Regions from separate parts of the Mus musculus genome. Here regions 1, 3, 4 and 5 are each linked to region 2. The links are chromatin loops, found by intact Hi-C in ENCODE. Cell type or tissue: heart. All regions are shown on one strand.

Region 1 (5,000 bases), 70 kb after region 2:
CCGACTCAAGAGCCGCGCTGTGCGGCTCCTCGGAGAGTGAGTAACATTGGCTGCCCCTCTCCAGTGGCAGTTACATGACAGTGCTGATGTCCATTTGGGACCCAACTGGCACAGAAAGTCCCAGGAAGCTGAGCATGCGGGAATATGAATGGTGGGGTGGAAACTTCCTGAAGAGAGATATGCTAAGGAGACATTGTGTCCCTCCCTATGGCTATCGGGACTATTGGGACAAAGGGCCCAAGGAACTTGAAGTTGCGGGTTTCTTCTCTGTGCTGGAGAATGAACACGGGGATTCCTGTACACTAAACATACGCTCCTGTACCTAAACACACACTCTACACTCCCAGCCACAGAGCAAGCTGAGGCAGCCCAGTCTCCCATTCAGTCTTTAGCCAACAACCAGCTTCCTGTTGCTGCTTGCTTCCCACCAAGCCTTAGCACACTCGGAGGTGACTCTTTTCCCAGTGGCTGAAGCATCACCTGCTATTGCTGGGATTGGATGAGATCCCACTAAAGCATTCAACACAGAAACCTAGGTCCATCCACGCCTCCTGGCCACGCAGGCCTCCTGGCCAACTCCCACCTCCTCTCCGGTCCTGCCACTTGCTCTCCTAGATTTGGTTGTCAGTTAAAAGCTCATTCAAACACAGGTCAAAATGAAACCATGGAGTTTAAAGGCACACAGGGAATCGCCACAGCCTGCTAGAAATGCACAGGGAAAGAGACAACCAGGGAGCAGGAGAACCCTGCAAGGTCAGTTTACAAAAAAACCAAAGCCCTTGTTTCCTCCACAGGGCCAGCACATGTCTCCTAGGAAATTAGAGCTCAAGTCACTGGCTAAGAGGATGCCAGGTTGGCCAGCATTCTCCCTACAATGGCCCAGAGAGACAGCTTCGGGGAGCCCTGCAGACCCAGGGTTTCCTCCATGTAGAAACAAGTTGCTTCTCTTTTACCTGTGATGGGAAGCTGCCATGCTAAGTAAGAGAAGGTGTCAGGGGGTTGGTTTACTGAACACTCGTGAGTTTCGAACCAGGGGTGTGCCACCATTTTGGGGCCTCGTCAGTCTGTGGGCTCTGCCCCACTCTCCTCACTCGCCCTCAGCCCATTCGTCAGTCTGCGGTCCCATGAGGGTGTGACACCATCCTTCCTTTCCTCACTCACCAGCTAGCCTAGAGGTTGGGAAGGTACACACAGAAGTTGCTCTGCTCCTGCAGTCAGAGGGTCAAGATGGTCTCAGAAGACCACAGGTTGGAGATGGGAAGCCTTCAGCTCCTGCCACACCCCGGATCTCCCAAACCACTCATCTGGGGACTTACTTGCCCTTCCTCTGAGGTAGGAACCCCAGGCATGATGAGATCTGGCCAAGCAGAAGGTCTGTGGGCAGAGAGCATGCCCTTTGCCTTAGGGGAATACCACAGTGCTCCATCCCCTTTTCATGTTTAATTTATACATTTTAACATCTTACATACATATGCAAGGACGGCTCTTCACAGGAACTTCGTGCACTACACGCTAGGCACTCGCTGTACCAGCTGAGTTCAGCCCTTCCCATCCCTTTCCTAAACTCTGCCAGTAATCCCAGACGATAAGTCCTGAACATCTTGTAATTGAATTCCATCAGAAATCCATTCAAAGTCACGATAGGAATTTCCCTTCCACCCCACTTCTCTTGAGAGAGAGCACAGCAGGCAGTCGCTGCCGGCAGGTGAGAACGCAATGACATCAGCCTTAGATCTGCTGTTCCTTAAGAACAGGTCTGTAAACTGCACAAGCAGATCTCAGAGAAGCGACCTTGTAAATGCGAGAATGTTCTGTGGTTTTATTTTTTGGTTCAAGCCAAGCCCCTGAATTCTCCAAGTCCTGAGCCTTGCCAGCCACAGGCTGACCAACATGACTAATGCAAGTTACCCACGGTCTTACCATCCTTGGGCATAAAGCCGCTCCAGCTGGAGCAAGCCTGCCAAGCGTGCAGGGAGCCCTGCTAACGGTACATGACAGTCGGAGGGCTTTGGAAACATTCCCCGAGCCAGCTGTCTATCCACCCCCACAGTTGTCTGTCTGGAGATAAGGCTCCCATGCTGGTCACTCAGAGATGCGTCACAGGAGTCTTGGATGCTGCTCCCAGCAGAGCTCTGCCAGGCAGGTCCACAGAGAGGTGGCCTGTGCTGACCCGGAACCAAAAAGCCACCCCCACAGTGTCCTGAGCTATCCTTTGCCTCTGTGTTCCAGATCTGTCATTCATTCAAATGGGTCATTAGGGATGGGCTCTTTGTTTGTGGGAGCTTGCTTAGTGTGGGGGGGGGGGGGGAGCAGAGAGAGAGAGAGCTGAGAGAGGAGAGAGAGAGAGCAGAGAGAGAGAGAAAGCAGAGAGAGAGATTACAAATGAGTTTCTATTTCTCCTTCCCACTTAGTGACGGATACATATTTTCCATTAGTAAAGCATTGAGCTCTTTTTACTTTTTAAGAACAGTGTAGGTGGCATATTTCACAATCTTGGCAAGGCAGACAAGACATTTGGGGAGTAAATCAAAGCTGGAAGCCAGAAGTCTTGGCCTAGACTTGGACTGCCACTTAGGGAAGTGTAGCAGAGGGAATCAGGTGAGAGGACAGAGGGAGACTGCAATGAGCCTCCTGGCTTCCCGGTGTATAAATGGTCCTTGGTGGAGATGGGAGGGAGTGGGCTGGGGTGAGATCCGTGCTGGATTTAGAAGTTGAGGGAGAATGGAGGGCATGAGACTCACTCCTCAAGCTTATTTTTTTTTCACAGTCACTAATTTCTTTTTTTTTTTATTTGACTTTTGAGTTCAGTAGGAGATCTCTAAAGCGAGACTTCAGCAACTCTCTGATGAGTTGAGAAGAGAGGCCGCTACCAGCTTAAGAGCAGCCTTAGCCTAAGAAAAGAGCTGTCCACACTGGCAAGCCTGACAACCATCAGGCCTCTAGGATGATCAGCTGCTGGCCAGAGGCTTTGATGCTATTCTTAGAACACAAAAGACTGAATCTACGCAGGTTTTACTCCTTTTCCCTCTGTGTCCTCTTCCTGGCCCCTCCTTGGAAATTCATTTCCCTGGCCATTTTACATGATAAGGAAGAGACTGGGTTTGCCATGGGGAAACACATTGCCAATTTAAATAGCATCAGTGAAGAAGTGGGGATTTCAGAGAGTCTGGAGTCACCATTGCTTAGAAATGGAATGGAGGAATTCACCATCACTGGTGCGTGGAAGCAGACATATCTGGCCCAGAGAGGGTGGCAGTTGGAAGCCATCAACCAAGTTAGCATGGCATGGCTTCATTACAGCATCCTTTGGATCACGTTCCTAGAAAACTATTTTCTTCCTTAGGTATGTGAAATAACTCCCCCCGCCCCCCACCGCCCAACTTAGAGAATTTTATTAAAAAAAAAAAAGTCAATTGCTAATTCCTGCCAAATTTTGGTTGTGAGTTTTTTGGTTTTGTTTTGTTTTGTTTAATTGGCAGGGAGAGTAAAAGAACACATACACTGTGTGCAGCAGCTCAGCGCTTGGCATTCTGGGAACAGTTGGAAAAGGAGGCTAAGAAAGGGAAAGAGTGAGGGGCACTAGGGAGAAGCCAAAAGAAAGCGGCTACCCACCTACTCCAGGTCCCTGGGTGGACAACTCCTGTGTCCCAGCTGCAAAATTAGATTAAGTCATGTGTTTAAAGCACTCCTAGCTCTCAAGAGTTGGGTCGTCCTTGGAAACATAGCAGTTCTAGGCCATCATGGGCTGCACTGGTTTTTGTTTTGTTTTGTTTTGTTTTTTAAGAAAAACCTCCTTGGGTTACTCATCATAGGTCACCCTAAGACCTTGCCAGAGACACTGACCCCATCTGACTTGGGGACATGAGGACCAGGCAGTGCGGGTCAACCTGGTGGGTGTTTAATTAGCCCCCAAGCTTGGCTGGCCCCGAACTATAGTTCTGTAAATCAGAACTCCCTCGCTGGTTGTTTTCCCACAAATGACCAAAAACGACTGGGCTGAGCCTAGTCTTGTGAAATCCTTCCTCCTCCGAGGTGTGTAATATTCCCTGGGTGACACAGTCCAGTTTTAAGAAAGACATGGGAAAAAAAATGGGACTTTTCAAAAATCGGGTACGTTTTTGGGAGATTTGCCATGAAACTGTTTAACGTGTAAATTCCCACACAACTGACCTAATGCAGTTTAATCTGGTCATGTGTGCACCCCATCATCTTCCTGGCAGGAAAGCTGTAAGCCACCTGCTCCTCTAGGAGGGAAACTGCCTAGGTGCTGGCAGGGTCTGTGTGGGGCTCACTCTGGTTGTCTGAAACCTGGTCATTTCAGAAGTTCCCTCTGTGGCTCAGACCATTAAAATTCTCAGTGGCTTGAGTAATGTTCCCAGGGCTAAAAGCATCTTATGTCCTTGAATATGGTCCACGTTAGCAACATATCCAGTAAGCTGGTGGAGCAATCTGATTAGATTGCCAGAGCCCCAGCCAGCTGGAGTTCTAGACTTTAACAAGGTTTTGAGTGGGATGTTTGTGCAAGCTCATCCGTCACTGACCAGAGAGTAGCTTCCATCTCCAGCTCCTCCTAAAGGACATTTTGTTAATACAGTCTGAATCTTCCATGCACCAATCTTTATGCGGAAGAACGTTCTCCAGCAGATGCAATATTTAAATGAAATCCTACATGTTTCCTAAACATTAATTCACTCATCTTCTGTCCAGTAGAGGCCTCTGACTTCTTGTGTCTGAGTCCCCATTTTTCAATGTTTATGTAGAAACACCCTAACCCAAGAAAAGCCATTGTGACTCCAACATTGTCTTCCAAAGGGAGGGAAGGCTTCACCTCTTCCGGTCCTGGAGAAACTGTTAGCAGCTGAGAGAGATAGGGAAATAAGAGGGCAGAATGCACAGCAGGTGGGATGTCTGTCACAGATTTTCCAAGGCAGTGCTCTGAGCTCCCTGGGAAGGGTCTGAAGGTCGCCATGCCAATAAGCTTTGCATTTTGTGAGTTTAGC
Region 2 (5,000 bases):
CAGATTTCTAAATGAGGGGGGATGTTGTTTTTAAACAGGTCTTCTTGCATACCTAAGGTCATATGCACATTTAGCAGGCTTGCTAATGGGGTGAATGTCTTACCAAGGTAACATCTTAGGGTACCCACGGGCCAAATCACTTAAGATAAGGCAGCTGGAGGAACAGAACAGAGCGAGCATCCAGAAATGTACTTGGTCTTACAGGACAATTAGTAGGAAATACATCAATGTCAAGCCTCAACCCTGGCTGGTTTGACTTTCCAAGTAAGATCAGGAGTTCATGTGGCTGACTCAACGGTTTAAAGTCCTGAGGGTCTGGACGTGAGATCTCACAGTTAGCTTTGCTAACACGATCGTTCAGAAAAACCTAAGTCCAAACAGTGGCTCATGCTTTTCCATCACAGTGATCCCCTTAGAAGGCCTAGGTCTTTTGGTAAATATTTTCCACCCTGGGGAATGAACCCAGGGCTATGTTCATGCTGGGTAAGCACTTTGCCCGTCAGCCTCTTTTTACTTTATTATTATTATTATTATTATTATTATTATTATTATTATTATTATTATAGCGAGAGTCTCCCTATGTTGCCTGGGCTAGCCTTGAACTCATTCTGTTGCCCAGGCTAGCCTTGAACTTGAGATCCCCCTGCTTCGGGTGTCCAAGAAGCAAGAACTACAAGACCTGCACCGCCAGCAGGTCCAGCCTATCAAGCCTGCTCTTTTGAGAAACTACCCTCAGCAAGAGAATGGGTAGTTAAAAGGCTACCTGCGGTGAAGGTGAAGACTGGAGAGGAGGGAACTCTCTGAAGTTGGTTGCTGATGTAATTAATCATCCTTCTTCAGAAAGGGAGGCAAAACCCAATTAAGAAAACCCCTAGTAACGTTACCAGTTTATTCTAGTATGTAACAGTTAATAATTTATAGCATAGTTGATCAGTATCGCTCCTGCAGGAAAGAGGTGAAATTCTTAAAAGGAAAGGAAAATGCACAATTAAGCAACGGTTTCTTTTAAAACTTGGAAGCTTCGGTGAGAAGCAAACGTCGTTTTTTAGGCATTTGAGGGGAAGGCAAACTGTGGAGAGGCCACACCTTGTGGCCTTTGGGCCTGCATGGCTGTCACAGCAGCAGCAGCAGCTGAAGTGTATTCTCTAGGGGCGAAGGCAGAAAGTCTGGCCGGGTTCCTCCAGAGCTGGAAGTCTGGCTCTTGCAAACATCTCCCAGCGCCCTCCTGGCCAAGCACAGCACCAGAGGAAACAAAAACTTAAAAAAAACAATTTGCGCAGGGAACAATGCGACGGAGTTTCGCTTTGGTTTCACACTCAAGTCTAAATGTGGTTATAATTTTCAGGCACGCACTCATAAAAGGCAAGAGTCGAGGCAGAGACTTTTAGGATGCGGAGAAGAGCCCCGCGTCTGTTCTCAAGCGTGCCGTAGGCTACACAAAAGTCGTGGGAAAGCAAAAATACAGATGTTTCCAGGCAAACGGCCCAAAGCTGTTCAGCCTCAACCATCACGGTCTCCAAACAACCAGAAACACACCCAAAGCGGTTCCCCCTGCACATGAGTGTAGGACTCTGAGTGGCGTGGGGTGTGCCTGGCCACCCTTCCAGCCCCGACCCACTCGCGCGCCCCGCCGCTGAGAGCCTTGGCGATGAGGGTTCAAATCTCACTGGCTCCTCGGTACCCTCACCCCGCCGTGGTACACGCTAAGCTTCAGTCCCTTCCTAACTCTCCCGCACCCAGTGTATAACAAAGGAGGTTCCGTAATGGATGTGCGATCGCTGCCCACAGGGACTAGGAGAGGGAGACCCGGGGGAAGAATGCACCTGGCCGTGCCACCCGCGGTACCCTCGAGGGCCAGGCGGCTTGACTGCGCCAGGCGCTGGACAAAGAGGCCTCGCGGGGCGTCAGGGGTGCAGGGAGGGAGGCTGGGGAGCGCAGCCCGCAGGGAACTCACCTTCGCAGCTGCTCGGCTGCGCTCCTCGTGGAGCAGAAGGGCGGCGAAGAGCAGCAGAAGCCAGACGCTGAGCCGGGGCCCCATGGTGGCGCGCCCGGGGCGGCAGGGGACCAGCAGAGACGGCGGGGAAATGCAGCCCAGTTCCCGTGGGCCACGGCGAGGTGCTCAGTCTCGGAGGGCCCGGGCGTGAGCCCTGCTCACCGTCCCGGGTGCGGTGACTCTGCGCAGAGACCTGAGCGCGCCGCCCGAGGAGCTCCCCAATTTGTTGGCGCTGCCCCCTCCCCTCGGCAGTGCGCGGGCGGCGTCTCCAAGGGGAGGACCCTGCGGCGCGGGTAAGAGGCGGAGGCTGCGCGCCGCTCGGGACTTGGTGTCGCAGGGAGTCCGAACGCCGGGGCTCTGCGCTCCGCACCCAGCTCCTCCCGCGCCCCGATTCCACGAGCCCCTTGGCTCGCCAATCCCGGGCAAGCACCAGCAAGGCACGCCGGGGCCGAGAGTCCGGCGCCCACGGAGCAGAGCCAGGCCGGCCTGGCCGCCGGTGTGCCACGGGCCAACGCTTCTTCAGGGGCCCATGCGCGCGGGCAGCAGCTCCTGACCCTGAGGTGAGAGCGACCCCCGGGAGGCACAGAGAGCCAGGCCCCAAGTCGCGGACCTGTAGCGCCGGAGTAGGCTGAGGCTGCGCGCTCCGTTGGATCGGAGCTGGGGGAATAGGGATCGCGCTGCATGGGCTGAGGAGCTCCAGGCAGGGCCTACGGAGAAGAATCTCCCTTTTTCTGTCTCCTGATGGGACAGAACTTTGGTCACCCCGCAAGGAAACGAGGGACATTATGCGGAGTCAGGGTGCTAAGATGACGATGCTCTCTCTGCCTGCCACCTTTGCTAACCCGCTTTGTCTCTTGCCTCCAGGTTAGGAAGGGATCGAGCCGAGTCTAGAGCTCAAAGACTGGGATCATGGACCGAGTGCGGTTCAAAGCGTCTGGCCCTCCCCTGCGAGGGTAAGTCGCCTTCTGCCTGGTCTCCTAGGTGAAGGGGACCTTGCATGCATATTTCAGGAGTTGACAAGTTGGGGCCCGCATGTTTTGGTCGCTTTCTTACCCTCCCTCCCTCTCCTGTGCAGGTGGCTGCTGCTAGCAACTGTGACAGTGGGACTCCTGGCTCAGAGCGTCTTGGGGGTAAGTACCGCTTGAACTCCACGGCGCTTGGAGTTCCGCGCCCGTGACGGGTTGGGACGCTCGCGGAGCCTCGTGGAAGACAGGCTCGTCGAGCCCACCTGAGTGTGCGTGTGCATTGTAGGTGTGTGCTACTGTGTCTGCCAGCCGCTCGTCCCGTGCAGTGCAGGAGTCGGCCCTCTCTAGGGAGCTAATAATTAAAACGTAGCCTCAGGCACCTTTTGCTGCCAAGCTTTGGCCTTAGCAGCAAGGGAAGAATGTCTATCACTAGGCCACGAGGCGCACGGACAGAGGGGGCTGGGAGCAAAGAGTTTCCAGAAACTCAGAGGTGGTGTCCAGGCACTGTGGTGGGCAGAGAGCATCTTGCTTAAATATGAGTCTCTGGGGAGGGGCGGGGCAAGGAGGAGACAGCCTCCTGCTTTAAGGTTGTTCGGGGACAAAGGGATAGAAACCGCGGTCTCTTCCAAACCTTGAGTAGGCCCTGAAGAGCCACAGACCAGAGGGAGGCCTGTGGTCCCTGGCTTCTGTGACTTGTTTACTGTACCTGTTGCTCCTTGAAAGACCAAACCAGGCCTGCCAGAACAGCCTTTGAACTGAACTGGAGAGATGCTCTGGGGCTCCCTCGCATTTTAAATGTAGCCACTCCTTATACCAGTACCAGTGTGTGTGTGTGGGGGGGGGGGTCTTCTCATAGGTAGTGCTGTTTAAAAGAAACATGAAAATTGAGAACCCTGGCCAGGTGTCCTATGTGCCCTGTTTACTTGTCTGTGGAATACCTGAGTTCCAAGTAGACACAGCTTGGGACACCAGTACACTCTGTGTCTGGAACCAACACACCTTTGGGGAAGGAGCCCTGCTTCAGCCTCCTTCCCTTCCCTCACCTAGCTGGAACCATCAGTGGTTCTCAGGCTTGCAGAAAGTGGGCACTGGTTCCACCACACAGTTGGTCTCCTGCTCTGCTGGGATGCAGAGCCCAGCATGAGGAGAAAGCGGAGCTCTGACCAGACTGGCCGCTCAGCCCTGGCCAGTCTTATAGCTTGAGTCTGTCTCCTTCCTGCCCCAGTCCTCAGTCCTGACATAAGAGCAGAACCTAAATGTTGGAACAGCCCATTACTTATGGGCCCTCATGCATGACTCCCACTTGGCCGGGATCCGTAGACCACAGCCGCACTTAAACCCACGTTCCTAGAAAGTGACACCCAGTGTGGTGACTCCCACAGTCCTGAGCCGCTGCACAGCCATCTATGTCTTTTATCCTGAGAACAAAGACCTTACCTGGCATCGTTTTGTTTTGTTTTTTCCAACTCCCAAAAGGGTTTGCTATGGAAAAGCAATTTACCCAGCTCTACCCTTGCCTCATGACACCAAGCCTCAGTTTCCACATTCCTCAGAATATTTGCAGCTTGTCCCAGAGGCCATATTCCCTTCATTTACGCTATAGCTCCCTAACCTCTCCAAATCCTTTCCCATGCCACAAACCCACCTCAGTGTCTCTGGCCCTTTACTCTTGGATGTGACGGAGAGCAGGTACTTCCCAGAAAACCACATTGCCTAGAAAGGCTTTCCAAAACTCCAGATCCCATCTCAGACAACCCAGCAGGACTTTCTGAGGCACTGCCTAGAAACCAGACACAGAAGACTTTGGGAGCCCTGATCCGCTCACAGGAGCTAAGAGACAGCGCCAGGTGTCTTCAGTGTGCTTAGTTCATTCTCTGGGCTGTAGAGTCTGAATGTTTAAATGTGTGTGAATCAGTGTGTCTGCAACCGCATGCGATTGGTGTGGTTAACAATTTGGCCCACTGGCTTTTTCACAGCTAGTGCCGGTGACGTGACTTCTTGGTGTGGGATTCTTCCTTGCGGCGAACTCTGCCCCTCCCCTC
Region 3 (5,000 bases), 59 kb before region 2:
AAATAGAGTTTCATGCTGGAGGAACTTAAAATGTTTGCTTACCGTATTATCTACAGCAAGCACATAAAGATCCCGTAAAATGTGGAAAGAAAGGGTCCCTTTGTAATACCCAATCATGTCCCAGCCTCTTCCAACACTGCAAAAAGAGCTTAAGATTCAGCTCCCTCAAGTCTCAGCAAGAAAGTCAAATAGGAAGCAACTAGAACATGCGAGGTTGAAATAGTAGGGAATTTCTAAATTCAAGGAACAATTACCAAGTACAAAAACTAAAGGGAACATAAAATGTGCCTAAAATAAGTTATCATCAAAAACTCCTATTATCAAAAGCAATCACGATGGCCAGGGGTGGTGACTCTAATCCTAGCACTTAGGAAGCTGAAGCAGGAGGATGGATGCTAGTTTTAGGGTAGCCTGGGCTATGTAGTGAGTTTATTCTGAATGATGAATTAAAATTCTGTGTCTACAGTGTTGATCTAGGGAGCTGTAGATATGGTTCAGTGGTGAAGAGCACTGGCTGCTCTTGCAGAGACACAGGTTTGGTTCATGGCAGCTCACAACCAGCTGTAACTTGGGTTTGAGGAGATTAGATGCTCTGTTCTGGCTTCTGTGGATGCTGGGCACACATTTAGTGTACATACATGCATGCAGGCAAAGCATACTTCTGTACAAAATAGAACTGAAAGTATATCTTTTTAAATTTTAGCATGTATTATATTATGCTAAAGTTTAGCAAAATATTTTAAATGGATAAGTTGTGGCTGTTTTGAGGGTCAGCATGGAACCCTTGTCTCAGTGAGGCTTTCACGGTTTTGTTTTGTTTTGTTTTGTTTACATTTTAAACAATAGGATCATGGATCTTCAAGGGAACCACAGCACATGCAAAAATGTTTGCTCACACCTGAAACAAAACCTGGGTAAGAGGATCTCCGTGTGTTTTCACAGAAAATAGAGGGAATCCGATGGCCAACACAAATTAAAGCTTGGGATGCACCCTCTACACCTTCTTTGAAGAAGTTATTCAGCTAGTGTTTGGCACACATCAACACTAGAGACAGGATTCTGAGATAAACAACAGCACAACACACCCCACCCAAGGAACGGAAAATCCCAGGCAGAATACAACCCAGGTCCCTGGCACAAGCCCTTGAGGCCCCATTAGCACCTGGCTGATGCCTCTGTCCCAAGCTAAATAGCAACAGAAAAATCTCTGTTCTGGACGTGATCCTGAGCCAGCTGTGTCCTGCTGTCATCTAGTTCCCTGAGATGTCACTTCCCAAGCAAGACTGAACATAACTGAGACATAAAAGCCATGAGATTTGGCCCATAGCAACCAGGGCATGTGCTTAGTGGGAAGCGATTTGGGATGCTGGGTCATGGTCAATTCGGGGGACCATGATCTATAGGGACCATAGTCAATGGGGGAACCATGGCACTTAGCCAAAATTCCACAAGTTCAATCCCTTGAGCCTAGCCAGAGAGGCATCCGCAGGACCATATCCGGAATGTGATAGTGCTGGGAAAGTTGTGGGCAGGCTGCAATCTGTGTCACCAGGTCACGGAAAAGCTCCTGTGTCGGGGCCCCTCTGGGAGCTCCCTGCATGCCTTCTGCTTGACACTGTACTGATGCAGGGAGAGGGGACAGGACCCACACAGTGAGACAAGGGAAGGGCCTCTTGAGTCAGGGTAGCTCTTCAGTTCTGTTTTCCACCATGAATTGAATGTAGCAGGGGAGAAGTTTCCACTGAACTGCTGTTAAGTGTCAGTCCTACCACTGCCAGCTCACACCTCACACATTGCTACAACGTTAACTCTGGGGCTCAGAGCAGCAAAAGGTAGAGAGGAGACATAGTAAATAGTCATGATGACGGAACAGCTACAAAAAAATTGCAGAAATTTTTTTAGGCTATAAAAACCCAATTTTCCTCCTCATCGTTTGAAAAAAAATGCAAAACACTTTCTGAAGAGCTAACACTCGCTCAACACAAGAATAACCAAGTGCGGTAAATAACCTCTTCTCACAGACGACTCGAGACTTTCCCATGAAGCCTATCCAACAGCAAATGTGACTTCACTGATGGAGGGGAAGCAGCAGCAGAATGGAGCGCTGGCAAGTCACTGGCAGGAAAAGAAAACGATTTCCAAGTCCTCCTCCGCGGAGGAGATGCAGACATCTCACACTAGTTGGAGGGCAGTTCTCTGTGGTATCTTTCAGAGTTTCTGTTCTAAGTCACTCTCTGGAGCATGCATGGTTTTATATTAGAAAGTAAGACCTATGCTGGCCTCCTGTCTCTAGACTCACCGGGAGTCTTGGGCACTTTCCTAACTGGCCAGGACATCTCACATCTGCGGAGTGTCTCTGCCTCAGCCTTGGCTTCTTTCTTCCCATTCCCTCTTGGCCCTCTGACCTAGGTAGCTTCAGGAAAGTGCTATCCACTCCTTGGACACACAAGAGGACCCCAGCCAGATGTCTGCTCCCTGGAGAAGAATTGTAGACCCAGGAGATTTCAGGAACCTGTGGTCTCTCATGGGCAGCTGGTCCTCTGCAGCTCTTAGTCTGGCCACCAGGGGGAGAGCTTGGTCTACATGTGCTGGGCAGATCCTCTGGGCTGTTACTGTAGCAAGAGTGTATCAAACAGGTGTGATGGCAAGCCCTGAAATCCCTGTACTCAAAAGGCAGAGGCAGGGGGATGAGGAGTCCAAGGTCAGCCTGGGCTACATGGGATCCCAGCTCACCTCTGTGTATATGCACGCTGTATGTGTGTGTGCCCATTCAAGTAGGCACAACAGAGAGAAATAAGCTTAACAGAGGTCTAAGAGATAGAATTGTCTAGAAAAAAAAGCTTTAATTGGAATGGAAAATTTATGAAATTAAGTATGAAATGGATAGCCTAAATATTGGGGCTATGAGGTGACCAAGACCTTTGACTGTAGAAACAATATGAACTGCGAATTCTTCTGGTTATATTAGTGAATATTGGTTTTGCTGAATGAAGACAGCCACTTCTCCCAGTCCCTACTCTTTCCTCCCCTTCTGCCTGCTGGTCCCTTTCACTTGCATCGTGGGCATGTTCCAGTTTGAATTGCATATGGCCCAGAAAGAAATTAAATCCTGCAAACAGGCACAAAGAGGACAAGAGTGAGCTGTTGAGTCCACTGTGGGGGCTCACCACACTGCCAGCAAATCAGACTCAAAGGTTTGCCTTTGGCTCCCTTCCCTGGGCTATAGAAAACCTATGCCTTAAGGTAATCTCATCCACTCTCCTGGCACTTGCCAACTGTAAAGTGTGTGGTGGTGGTGGTGGTGGTGGTGGTGGTGGTGGTGGTGGTGGTGGTGGTGGGGATCCAACCAATCTTCAGTAGCTTCCAGAGAGGTGGTGACATGAACCACAATGCTAACAGCTTATCAACATGAGCACTTCTGAAGCTTAGAGCTATTAGTATGACCTCTACCTGCTCCTCCCCTACAGACTTAAACATACAAGCCAGGCACAGAGGTTCACAGCCAGCACCCAAGGCAAGAGAAATGCTACAAGTACAAGGCCAGCCAGAGTTACACAATGAGCTGCGGGCCAACCTAGGATATGAAGTGTTGGCAAAAAAATGAATTAATAATTGACCAAATAAACGAATATTCTTTTAAAACAGGAAAGCAATAGACCTACAAGGTGCTCAATGACAGGTTGGGAACTTTCCTAGCTGTGGCCCTGAGGCATAACAGCAAGTCAGGGCTGAATCAGGTAACTGGGGCCAACAGAAGTTAGGGGACTTATATGCACAGAACTAAACAAGACCCAGGGTTAACAATAAACCAGGGTTAAGCACCACCAAATAAGTAGCAGTTGTATTCTACTTGCTTTGCTTGTCCTGATTTGTAGCCGCCATCCCAAGCTCTTCACCTAGCGGCACACGGCTCCCTGCTGGGCCTTCTGTGTGGGCAGGTAATAGCATCAGGTGCTACAGCAAGTTCACCCCACACAGGAAGTCACTCTGGGGACACCAAGCCACACAGCAAGGAAGCACCCACGGTGTAGACAGTGAAGTGGTGCTGCAAGGTACTGGCCTGCCACCGTTCGGACACTCAGGTTAGTGTCCCTTTAGCCCTCAGTCCAGGGGTCACTTAAGTATCCCTTCTCTGTGACTTGACCTGTTGGTGTCTTTTGTTACTAATTCCACTAGGATCCTTTTTTTTTTTTTTTAAATGAAGGCTGTCCTTGAAGGATGAGGTAGAGTTGAGAGGTATGCAGGACGTGCTCCTGACCTGGGCAACACGTGATGATGGTCTCGAGGGCTGCAAAGATCAGCCATGATGTCACACCGTGCTGGCAATGTGACTGCCCTGCCTCTTTTTCCAAGTTCCAAGAAAAGATCAAAATTCTATGCTCTGGCTTGATGGGGAGTTTGGGGAGGGGCTGAGAGTTCAGAACATAGATAATGGATAATAAGATTTCACAGGGGTTGGCTCTTTTTTGAGCTCAGAAAGAAAAAAAAATCGTTTGCCCATAAAGATAAGTTTTCTTATTGTCTTCATTATCTCTGAATCAACAGTTTAAAGACCTATTCTCTCCACTAATGGGAAGTTTGAGAAGTACCCTCTGCTCCTAAGCAGCCCTTGGAGGGTGAAGATGCTGTTAACTTGAGAGTGCACGTGGGTGTGACGGGACCTTAAACAAAACCAGGACAGATAAATGTCAGGAAATGCCACAGTCTGGCCATGGACTATTTTTTTTTTTTGTCTGTGGTAACAAAAATATGAACAATACAAATGAAGTACTCAGACAAGCTAGGCTTGGTCCACGCACCCCGTAACCCTAGCACTCAGAATCCGGGGAGGAGAATCCGGAGTTCAAGGATACAGGAAACAGACTCAAAAAGGGGGCGGGGGAGGGGCTGAGGAGGGAAGGGAAGGGAAGGGAAGAGAAGATCCTGAGTGTAAAAACTATAACTAATAATATAAGCACATAAGACAGTCTTCAAAGTTAAATATGAGGGACTTTCCAAGA
Region 4 (5,000 bases), 54 kb after region 2:
CAAGGCTACATAAGATACCCTGTCACATCACCACAAAACATGACAGCTCGTAAATGCTGGGCTCAAAAGCCTCTTGGCTGCAGGATTGAGCTCTTCTGTGGGACTGTCACTCAACATGGAGTCCCCACATGAAAGCTCACAGCTTCACTCAAAAAAATAAACCTTCCAAGGATGAGGTGGGCACGGCTCAGTGCAACAAGGGCTGCTGGCTGTGCATGAAGGCTTAGGTAGGGCTCATTCCCAACACCACCGGCTAGAGGGAGAAACCCAAGGGCAGCCATGCATTAGCAGGAGAAGCAGGCTCTTTGATTCTCTTGTCAGTTTCTATTTCTCTCTAGATACTCTCTCCTCTAGCCATGGCTCTCGAGCTTGTCTGCCCTCCATTCTGAGACCCTGATCATCAGATTCAGTTCTCTTCAGCATCTGCTGCCTCAGCAGTAGGGAGACGGACAGACAAACAGACAGAGTAGAGTAGGGCAAACCTCTCCCTGAAGACCAGAACCATGCTTCAGAAACTCTGCTTTAATTTCTCACCACCCTGACCAAATATGCTCATATATTTCTACCAAGATAGCCAGATGTGAGGGTGCACGCCTTTAATCTCAGCCTTCAGGAAACAGAGGCAGATGAATTCCAGGCCAGCTGAGGCTACAGAGTAAGACCCAGTCTCGTAAATGGGTAGATAGATAGATAGATAGATAGATAGATAGATAGATAGATAGATAGATAGATGGATGGATGGATGGATGGATGGATAGATAGATAGATAGATAGATAGATAGATAGATAGATAGATCAATCTGCCAAAACAGACTTTCTCTATAAGATTTTTCTCCTTTTGGTCTTCTACTGTGGCAGTTGCCTTTGAACCTCAGTCTAGGATGATCCTAAGCCCTGTTGAATTATTAAAAAGTGTAACTGCAGTGGCTGGTAAGGAAACGAGTTGGGGAGGTGTTCTTCTCCCCTTAGTGCTCTCTCTCTCTCTCTCTCTCTCTCTCTCTCTCTCTCTCTCTCTCTCTCTGTGTGTGTGTGTGTGTGTTTGTGTGTGTGTGTGTGTGCGTGCATGCATGCCTGCCTACCCATCTCTTTCTGTAATTCTGTCTATCTCTCTCATCTCAATCTGACCCAATTCAAACACAGACATCCCATGAACATGGCCATGGACAAAGAAGGATGTTTCTAAATGTGAATTGCCACTGGTATTTTGGGGGCTTTATTTTGAGGCTAGCATTGGTAGACAGGGTATGTGGCTGTCTGCATACCCTCAAGGAGAACCAGGAAACAAAGAAATAAACAGAAAGGACTTTGTGGGTGAAAATGGCCTCCCCAGTGCAGAAAATGAAAACGACTTCTTTGGTAGAGAGAAATATGACTTAATAAAAAGGGTTCCCTTCAGAAATGTCAGTTATCTTGGAAGGAGAGATGAGTCATGGGAAAAGCCAAAGCCAATGGCAGAGCTGAATAAGTTGTCTTTTGACATTGACATTTACGGGGGACAAGACCTATCCTCATGACCAAGAGTCCCTCCCAGCAGCTGCGAGATAGGAAGGGACTCTCTGGCTGCCACCATGCTTCCTATAACTAAGACATGTGCTGCAGCCAGCATGCCCAGTACTGTAGCTAGCGTCTGCATGCTGTGCATGTGTGCATGCAGGCATTTACATACATCGTGCATTAAAGCATATACTCTGTCTTTCCTGATCAACAGCTTACCATCATAGAAAATCCTTTTATTGGCTAGTGTTGCACACTATGGGAGTTGTATTATTTTTAGCACTTGTCTGAAACTTTAAAAAGAGGCACAGTGTGTACTTATTTAATGTCCTGAGAGGCTCTTTGAATACACTGTTGCCTTTTAAAGTTCATCCCATGTCTGTGTCAGACCCGGAGTAGCTTACTGACTGCTGTTTCCCAGCTCGTCCTGCCTCTGCCTGAGCTTCTCCTGCCACAGCCACAGGCACTGAGATGGGACCTCCAGACGCACTGAGACTTTGCTGCCTGTGGTCTGAGATTGGCTGTACCCTGAGATGACTCTTCAGTTGTCACCATGTCCCTTCCTGATCCCTGTTTGCTCTTGGCATTGAACCACATGAACTCCAGACTTATTTGGGGAGTCTGCTCACAGATGGGAAAGTGGGCCAGCAAAGCCAAAATTAAATTCTACCCTAGGGGAGCCGCACATACAGTCCTCCTCTGTTTGGCTCTCTACTGCCCTCCAATCCCACTCCAGGGGTTCCAACTATTTTCACCTCAGTTCGCAGATGCTGATACTGTAAATGAATCATGGACTCCTTTATTTAATACTCTTATTAAATCAACAGTGACCATTGACCTCACTGTACCCAACACACCCTCAGGCTCAGGGTCCCCTCTCAGAGGTGGGTCCTTTGAACAAGGGGCCTTATGACCTCGAATGGGAGTGGAATAGGCACAAAGGCTTGCCCAGAGTCCTTCAGCATAATTTTTTTAATGGTAAATTTTGTCTGTGAAGACCTAGGCAGACTCCCTGTCCTTCCTTCAAGTGACTTCTGAGCAGGGCACAGTGGAATGTGGAAATGAAAAGGCCAGTCCTGCATAGCTGGGTTCACTGACATCCTATTCTTTCAACCAAAGCTAGCAGTATTGTCCTGTTGTCTGAAATTTAAACCTTTTATTGTTTGTTTATCTCTGTGATTATTTTTAACACATGTTGTTTGCAGAAGATGGCTTTTTCTTGTCTATAAAAATCTTATCTCATTTTGCCAAAGAAAGATAACCTATAAAGATAAATCTTCCAATTTAAACAGTGGCTATAATGAGAGGTTTTGTTTTCTTTTAAACAATGCTGTATTCAAATCCCATCTTGTGGCCACTACAGTAAAGAGTGCATTATTTTTAACAGTCATCTGAAAAAACAATTAGTGTCTTGTTCCACTTTTGAGGTGAACATGAGCAAGTGTTTCCTGTACCTTCTTGGCAGGTTTGGCTATTTGTCTCTTGTTTGTGTCTGGGTTTCCCGTCTTCGTGTTCACAATAGTGTTGTGGGAAGCCATTGTTCTGACTCACAGCATCTCATTTCCAAAATTCAGATGGGTCCTGACGTACGTGAGCTACAGTGGAATATTTATTCCATTTCTTACTATCCATACGGTTTAGCAACTAAAAGTTTATTTTTTACCACATCACCTTTCTCCGGGGTAGGGTGTCCCTTACCTGTGTGTTTGTTTGGTTGGTTGGTTGGTTGGTTGGTTGGTTGGTTTTTCAATTAAAAAAGAAGTATAATGACTTGGTCATGAGTTTTCCAAGCCTAGGATATTACTCATTTGGGGTACCCATTTCACATTAATAACACATTCGGGCTTCAGAATCCTCAGAGTGACTTGGATCCTCAAAGTCGGGGTCCCCCTTCTTCCGGTCTCCTGAAAGATACCCAGTACGAGGCAGCACATCTGCGAGGTGGGACGGTGTCAGTATCCACTTTCTTTCCCTCCGAGAACCTCAGTGCTCATCAGACACGGTGTACATCTTCAAGAGTGAACTTCCCCGTGCCTGGCTAGAGTATCTCCTCTCAAGCTCTTTGGGGAGTGGAATATTGGACTACAATTCTTCGAAAAGGAAAATCAAAATACCTCAGAGAGCATTGCTCACAGAACAGTCAACTGTTCCTCGGCCTGTACTCAGTAGGAAACCCAGGGACATAGAGTTTGAGCTGAGCGCTGTGCTTTCTCCTCTGCATTGGGCTCAGCCACATGCACAGGGTCTCCCTGGGCTAAGCAGCCCGGCCTGCCGAGACTCAGCTCTCAAGTGTTATGACACACATGTGCTGTAAACGCCTGTGTCTTCATGCTTAAGAACTCTACGAGTCTTACCTCTGTGAGAGAGAGCTCATCCTGTCTTCACGCCTGTCTGTGCATGTGCCAGTCGGTGCCCTCCTGCCTCTGCACTTTCCTCACCCTCTTACTTGGTGGCACATGTGCCAGAGTGGAACACCACTTGACTTTACCCTTGCATGAATCCCTGCTTGCCCAGGCCCTAAGAATCCCAGAGAACCCAGGAAGTCTGCAACTTGCCGTATCCGACCAAGCTGAAACCGTACCACACCAATCACCAGCGCACCGTGTTTGCTTTGAGTGCTTGGTGTGAATTACGGGGAGGAGAAGGCGGCATGCCCCTCGTTACTATGGCGATGCCAGGGCTTATTGGGGGTGCTTTGTGTCTGAGAAACTCCGATGGATCTTGTGAAGTAGTCCCCGTTTCAGTTTTGAGGAAATTAAATGAAGTAAGTTGCCCAGAATCACATAATTGGAGAATCCAGGACCAAAACTTGAACTGAGATCCAGTGCTGGCCCCAATGAGCATCCTTGGATATCTGAGCCGATCTTACATACTTGAAACTTAGTGGTCCAAAGTTGTTCCTGCAGCCTTAACCTCATTTCTCCATGGGTGGTTTCTTTTCCTAAACAAAGTGTCTGAGCCAGGGAGGAGAAGGTTCTGTAGATTGGTTCTCCAGTCTCCCCACCCCCAGTGTGCACTTCTCTTGCCTCTTGGAGACAGCGCTATGGTAGAAATTACAGTCATCCGGCTCCTGGCTTGCTCAGAGCGTCACCTGAGTGTGCACCAGGAGGCTTCTGCAAATATGGCCAGCGCTCCCTCCGAGTCCCTTGACACCATGATTTCCCTAACTCCTTCTTTCCTGCAGTCCAGCCCTGCACACTGCACCCCACCCCCGCTCCTAACCTTAGCCCCATTACGCCACCACCGTCTCATGAAACCTTCCCTCTGAGAGCATTCCTGAGCTCAAGAACACCCTGACCGCCCTGGAAGGCTCTCAAGCCTCCTCCTCTAAGCCAAGGGTGGTACCCGCAGCTCTGCCAGGAGCTCTTCTGTGGGGGCTGTGGGTCCAGGAAGTCATTCTTGCAGCCCCTGGTTCTCTCAGGCCTCCCCGTACCCAAGGGGGGGTGGGGGGAGACGTCCCACAGCAGGCCAATGTGCATGTGTGCTGCAGAGTTTGCCCTACAGTT
Region 5 (5,000 bases), 80 kb after region 2:
TGGTGCACAGACAGACATACATATAGGCAAAACACCCGTGCACATAAAAGATAAAATAATGAAGAATTTAAGTGTCATTAGAGGAAAGGATTGGTGGAGAGCCCGAGATGGCTCAGCAGTTAGCACCAGCTGTTCTTGCATGGGAATCTGGATTCTTCCCTTCCCAGAATCCTCGTGGCTGCTCACAACAGTCTGTAACTCCAGTTCTGAGGGGTTCACCAGTCTTGGGGGGCAGGGGGTCTCCTCGGGCACTGCATGTGAATACATTCATATATGGAGGCAGATAAAACACTCATACATATAAAAGTAGATAAAGTCTTTAGAAAGTAAAAGGGTGTCGATGGGGCTCAGTCAATAAAGTGCTTGCCCTGAATTCAGAACCACATCCAACCCCCAGTTCCTACTGTGGTGTCAGGAAGATCAGAAGTTCAGTCATCCATTGCTACAGGGTGAGTTTGAGGCCACCCTGAGCTACACAAAACACTGTCTCCAAGGAAGAAGGAAGGGGGGGGTTGTCATGCCTCCTGAGTCATTCTCTGGATTGCAGAAGGATGTCACTGGGTCTCCTGTCTGCATAACTGATCCATGCATTAGCTTCCCACAGACTGAGATGGGAGGTAGAGCTCCTATGGTCTGTGTTTATTCAGGATACGTGTTCAGTGACATCAGAAGGGTCATCCTAGATGAGAATCCGAGGGAGGAAGTGCAGAGACACCAGACTCACTTACAGAACCGTAGTCCTGTAAGCTTAGCCTCTTAATCACTGTCCAGAAGACACGCTTAACCTGAAGGCTGCGACAGTGTCATAGGAGAGGGGGGTACCCCAAGGACCACCTCAAGGACTGGCAGGTCTTATCTTAGGACTCCTCCCAAAGAGTAGATCCTTCTAAAGGTGCAAGGAAGAAAGGCTGTGTGTGATGTTGTGTGATCTGATGTGGACTGTCTGCCTTTGACCTTCCCAGAATTGAACGTCAACGGTTAGGGCTGGAGTGTAGCCCAGTGGCAAAATACTTGCTTAACATATACAAGGATGTGGGTTCTGACTCCAGCAAGGGGTGGGACTGGGACTGGGAATGTGGCTCCATTGGTAGCTTGTTTCCCTAGCATGCACAAGGCCCTGTGTTGGGTTCCCAGCACTGCAGAAACTGGGCATGGGGCTCATACTTGTAATCCCAGGGCGGGTAGATGCTGGAGGATTAGAAGCCCAAGATCATTCTTGGCTAGGTAACAATTTGAGACTAGTCTGAGCTAGAAACCCTGTCTAAAAAAATAAGAGCAAACCAAATATACTAACAAAGCCCTTCAGAGGCCACATGGGTATGAGATAAAAGAGACAGAGAACTCCAGAGCTGTTCCAGAAGCGTCCTTAGGCCCTTTAGGGCTGCAGTCAGCACCTCCCTGGTGAGGTGAGGTCTCTTGGTAGGAGGTATTCTCAAGCTTTTCTTTCCAAGTGCCATTCATGTGCCTTATGGTGGCTCCTCCACCTCCCAGCACGGAGTTCTGGCCATTCAAAGACCACAACATCCTGCCTTCTCAGATAGGGTGTGGTGGTCAAGTGACATGAACAGTCATCACCGATGCCTCGGCCACCCACAGACTTTCCTCCCAGTCCATCGTCTGTGGTCCATCTCCTAGCCTCTCCACCTCAGAAGTCACTTTTATACCCTTTTATCTTGTCCCTAATCCATATCGCCACCAGCTCTGTTCTGTTCTGCTCTTCTTCCCCCATACCTGTCCTGCCTTGCCTGGCTTCACACCTGAGTCCCTTTCTACAGGAGCATGCCCCAGGCTGCCAGTGGGTTTCCAGAACCACATGGCCATCTCCGGTGAGAGCTCACTCTCTCGGAATGTACAAGGCTGGTTGGCCACACCCCCCACCTCAGTTTCCCTCAGAGAATGAGCATAGTGACAATATGTGTCCTGAGTTTTACAGGAATTAAAATCTAATGTGTTAACAAAGGTGGAAATGGCTCTTAGCAAAGATCCAAGGCTGTTAGGTATGTGCTGACTCAGTCCTGGGGAGGAATTCATTCTAATGTCACTTGAAGTCATTGTTGCAAGTGCTGTCAGGGTAAGCATGGGAGCAGGCTCCCAGTGTCAGTAGTTGGCATACTTTACTTTAACAAGATTAAAAGACAGATTATGAGTTATTGACTTAATTACTCTAAGAGAAGTGGGGTATGATAGCCCCTTGGACTAACTGGAATTAGGCAATCACAGTTTTCCTTGGGATTATCCCCAAGGGAGGTTAACAAATAAGGGACTTGCCCTCTGTTCCCTAGAGCTGAGTCATGTGACCCTGGAAAGACTCAAAACTTTCAAGCCAGAGGACAGGTTTCCTAACTTCGCCTGCAGGCTGAGAATGACTGCCACCTGGTGTTGGCTACTGGAACTGCACTATTATCCCCCTTGGCCCTGTTCCTTCCACCAGGAATGTTGATTTCATTTCAAATTTTCAAAACTGAGATATCCAGTAAACATTAAAATTATTTCCTTTTTAGGCTTTTACAGACTTCTGTCAATACACACCCCTTTTCCTCTACAACTTTTGACCCCCTGTGAACCACAGCGGTCCCACTAAGGTCCTACCCATTGCTAAGCATGTTCAAGTTCAGCTCAGTCATGCTTAAAGCAGCCAGGTTCAGACATTACCGGCCTGAGCTTTCTGGAGGAGGAACACCCAGCATTCCAGAGCCTGCCTCACCCGCGCCTTGGCTGCCCACGATATTTCATTATCTAATCAGATGCTGAGCAGGGTCTGATACTCAGGCCTCCTTCCATGAGCCTGGGTGGTCTCCTTGATGACTTCATCATGAGGGCCCGGGGAGCATTCTGTCTGCTGTGTAGACAGAGAAGCCAAACCCTCTAAGGAGCCAACAATCAGCAGTTCCCCGGGGCAGTGCAGGGCTAAGACAAGACTTTCCTGAATGGCTCCAGGGGACTACAGAACTGAATGGGGCTGGGACAGTAAGGGTGGCAGCCTTCTCTGAAGGGCAGCGCCCCCTCGGTTGAACCTCAGAAACTGTGATGTTACTATAGTGGTCTTCAAAGGGGTTCAGGCTAAGGATGTAGCTCAGTGGCGAAGCTCTTACCTCGCACACGCCAGACTCTGGGCTCAAGCCTCAAAAACCACAAAAAAAAAAAAAAAAAAAAAAAAAAAAAACAGAAGGAAAGTGTTCTAAAAATAGAACTAGGGGTGAATTGGGAGGACTGTGAGTGAGGCAGAGCCAGATATGTGAGCAGCCAGCCATTCGGCAGACGGTTTGTGGAGCAAGAGGTGAGAGCCAGATGCTGGGAACTGCTTAGGAGAGACGATTAAGGGAGCCGGGCCACCAGGCCACCACTGTAGGCTCACAAGTGTCAGGCATCAGCAGGAGGTTTAATAGGAGCCTGACAGGGAGTCCCTCCTCTAGTTCAGGACAGACTTGGCTAGTTTAGAGCCTTTTTATTTTCAGCAGAATTTGGAGGATCAAACTTTTTAATCTTCTCCACTATTTTGTTTGGTGGTGTGTGTGTGTGTGTATGTGTGTGTGTGTGTGTCTAAGAAATTTTTTACAAGCCCAAAGTCTCAGTGTTTTCTTCTACCCGTTTTGCAGGTGGGAGCTGCGGATTGGTTTAGCTTTATTATTTCTCTCTCTCTCATTTGAGTCTGAGCCACTACAAGTGGATGTCCCTGAGTTGGGTCCTGGGAGTAAAAGCTGAATGTCTGCTTCAACGTGTGTGGATTTAATTAATTAACTAATCAATTGTGGGGGAGGGGCTCACGTGTGCCTTTGTGTGTGTATGGAGGTCAGAGGACAACTTTTGGGCATCAGTTCTCTCCCTCCCCCATGTGCGTCCCGGGTCCGGAACTCAGACCATCCATCTTCAGAGCAATCTCCTCTACCAGCTGAGCCATCTCACCAAGCCAGACGCCATTTGCTTTTTAACCACAATCTGTTAAATAGCTTTGGAAAGTAGCTCTCAGTCTCTTGTGTCACGTACTGTTAGGTGGGTACTCTCTCGTTTCCCTTGCAGGTGACATAACACGTCCACACACGTGAACCGTCACCCTCATGAACAGTAGACAGTTCCAAATCCTAGGGCACAGAACACGTGTCCTGGATCCTGAAGGAGCCCTTTCTGCCATCATGGACATCTTGTGAATTCGCCAGTGTATGCCATCAGCTTGCAGAAATTCATTAGGACTTAGGAATTCCCCAGGATCGTCAAGAGTCGTGGTCTACTGCCCTCAGAGGAAGGGAGAGTCTGCAAGGGGCTGGGGAGGGTAGGAGGGTCTGGGGCTGGTGCCCATGAAAGGTGAGGCAGGAAGAGTCGGTTTAGGAAGGAGAGGGGATTTCCTACCATTCATCCTTTGCGTCACTGGGAGTCTATTCTGCTCTACCCGGAAAGGCTGCAGCCAGATTGAACATCCTGGTGTGCAGGGGCCGGTTCTGTCCTTGGGGGTGGGTGTTTGGGCTTATCTGGCCTTTGTCCAAAATGTCCTGTCGCCTCTGCCTGCACACGTTCTGATGACACTTGGCCCCTTTTCCAGATGTAAACTTTTCCAAATTCGGGAGCATTCTCAGGAGCCTGGAATTCTAAGCACACCTCTTACTTAGCCATATAACTTAATAACATTGGCTTTGATTGGCCTTGCCGTCCACCAAAAATGACTTGTGACCAGGTACACACCAGGTGTGACTCCAGAAAGGGAATGATGGGGGGTCAAGCGGACAAATCCCTTATCCCATTTATTCTGTCTTCTAGGGATGTTTAATTAAAGTTAATGTTTAGCTGACATAATGGGGGTGTTTGTTTGTTTGTTTTTGGCTCTGCTTGACTCAATGAGCCAGACCTGTCTCTGAGCTAGAACTTAGTCCTAAGTTTCTTATTTTAAAGATAACTGTCTTCTCCCTTAAGGGCCATGTGGAGGGAAGTGTGGGACATGCTGTTATTCCGACAGCAATGCACACAAGAACCTAGGAATTGTGTGAGACAGAGATTCAGGGTTCCGGAGC

The links. Peaks named below come from ENCODE experiments on the same cell type or tissue, not always from the same donor. Only the 100,000 strongest peaks of a DNase experiment are listed, where the experiment ranks them.
Region 1: it touches region 2 in a loop (6-fold over the local background); 13 of 42 quality-filtered maps call a loop at or near these places.
Region 3: it touches region 2 in a loop (2.8-fold over the local background); 14 of 42 quality-filtered maps call a loop at or near these places.
Region 4: it touches region 2 in a loop (2.4-fold over the local background); 3 of 42 quality-filtered maps call a loop at or near these places.
Region 5: a loop joins it to region 2, with 5 times the contacts of the local background. A loop is called at or near these places in 13 of 42 quality-filtered maps.

What each region holds. Positions count from the first base shown.
Region 1 is chr8:11,380,596-11,385,595 of GRCm38, forward strand. All of the region lies in intron 4 of Col4a2 (collagen, type IV, alpha 2), which reads left to right. Among named protein-coding and RNA genes, the nearest start is that of Gm46030, 43 kb to the left of the region's middle. In heart, a CTCF peak has its summit at 4,575; DNase peaks (open chromatin) are centred at 1,236, 2,086, 2,556 and 3,006; H3K4me3 peaks cover 321 bases; H3K27ac peaks cover 4,263 bases.
Region 2 is chr8:11,310,562-11,315,561 of GRCm38, forward strand. It overlaps Col4a1 (collagen, type IV, alpha 1), which reads right to left and starts at 2,265. Exons shown (of 52, transcript NM_009931.2): 1 at 1,955-2,265. The coding sequence starts at 2,038. Col4a2 (collagen, type IV, alpha 2) reads left to right here and starts at 2,244. Exons shown (of 48, transcript NM_009932.4): 1 at 2,244-2,553; 2 at 2,858-2,946; 3 at 3,069-3,123. The coding sequence starts at 2,903. In heart, CTCF peaks have their summits at 1,241 and 1,993; DNase peaks (open chromatin) are centred at 1,190, 1,680, 2,250, 3,430 and 1 weaker place; H3K4me3 peaks cover 4,544 bases; H3K27ac peaks cover 4,271 bases.
Region 3 is chr8:11,251,123-11,256,122 of GRCm38, forward strand. The region is part of intron 2 of Col4a1 (collagen, type IV, alpha 1); the gene reads right to left. Among named protein-coding and RNA genes, the nearest start is that of Gm32709, 7.6 kb to the right of the region's middle. In heart, no CTCF peak of the experiment used is centred here; DNase peaks (open chromatin) are centred at 1,229, 1,379 and 2,569; H3K4me3 peaks cover 709 bases; H3K27ac peaks cover 2,276 bases.
Region 4 is chr8:11,364,930-11,369,929 of GRCm38, forward strand. The region is part of intron 4 of Col4a2 (collagen, type IV, alpha 2); the gene reads left to right. Among named protein-coding and RNA genes, the nearest start is that of Gm46030, 27 kb to the left of the region's middle. In heart, a CTCF peak has its summit at 2,841; DNase peaks (open chromatin) are centred at 2,032, 2,982 and 4,762; H3K27ac peaks cover 2,045 bases.
Region 5 is chr8:11,390,609-11,395,608 of GRCm38, forward strand. All of the region lies in intron 4 of Col4a2 (collagen, type IV, alpha 2), which reads left to right. Among named protein-coding and RNA genes, the nearest start is that of Gm46030, 53 kb to the left of the region's middle. In heart, a CTCF peak has its summit at 2,387 (motif pointing left); DNase peaks (open chromatin) are centred at 2,393, 2,693, 3,263 and 4,363; H3K27ac peaks cover 2,779 bases.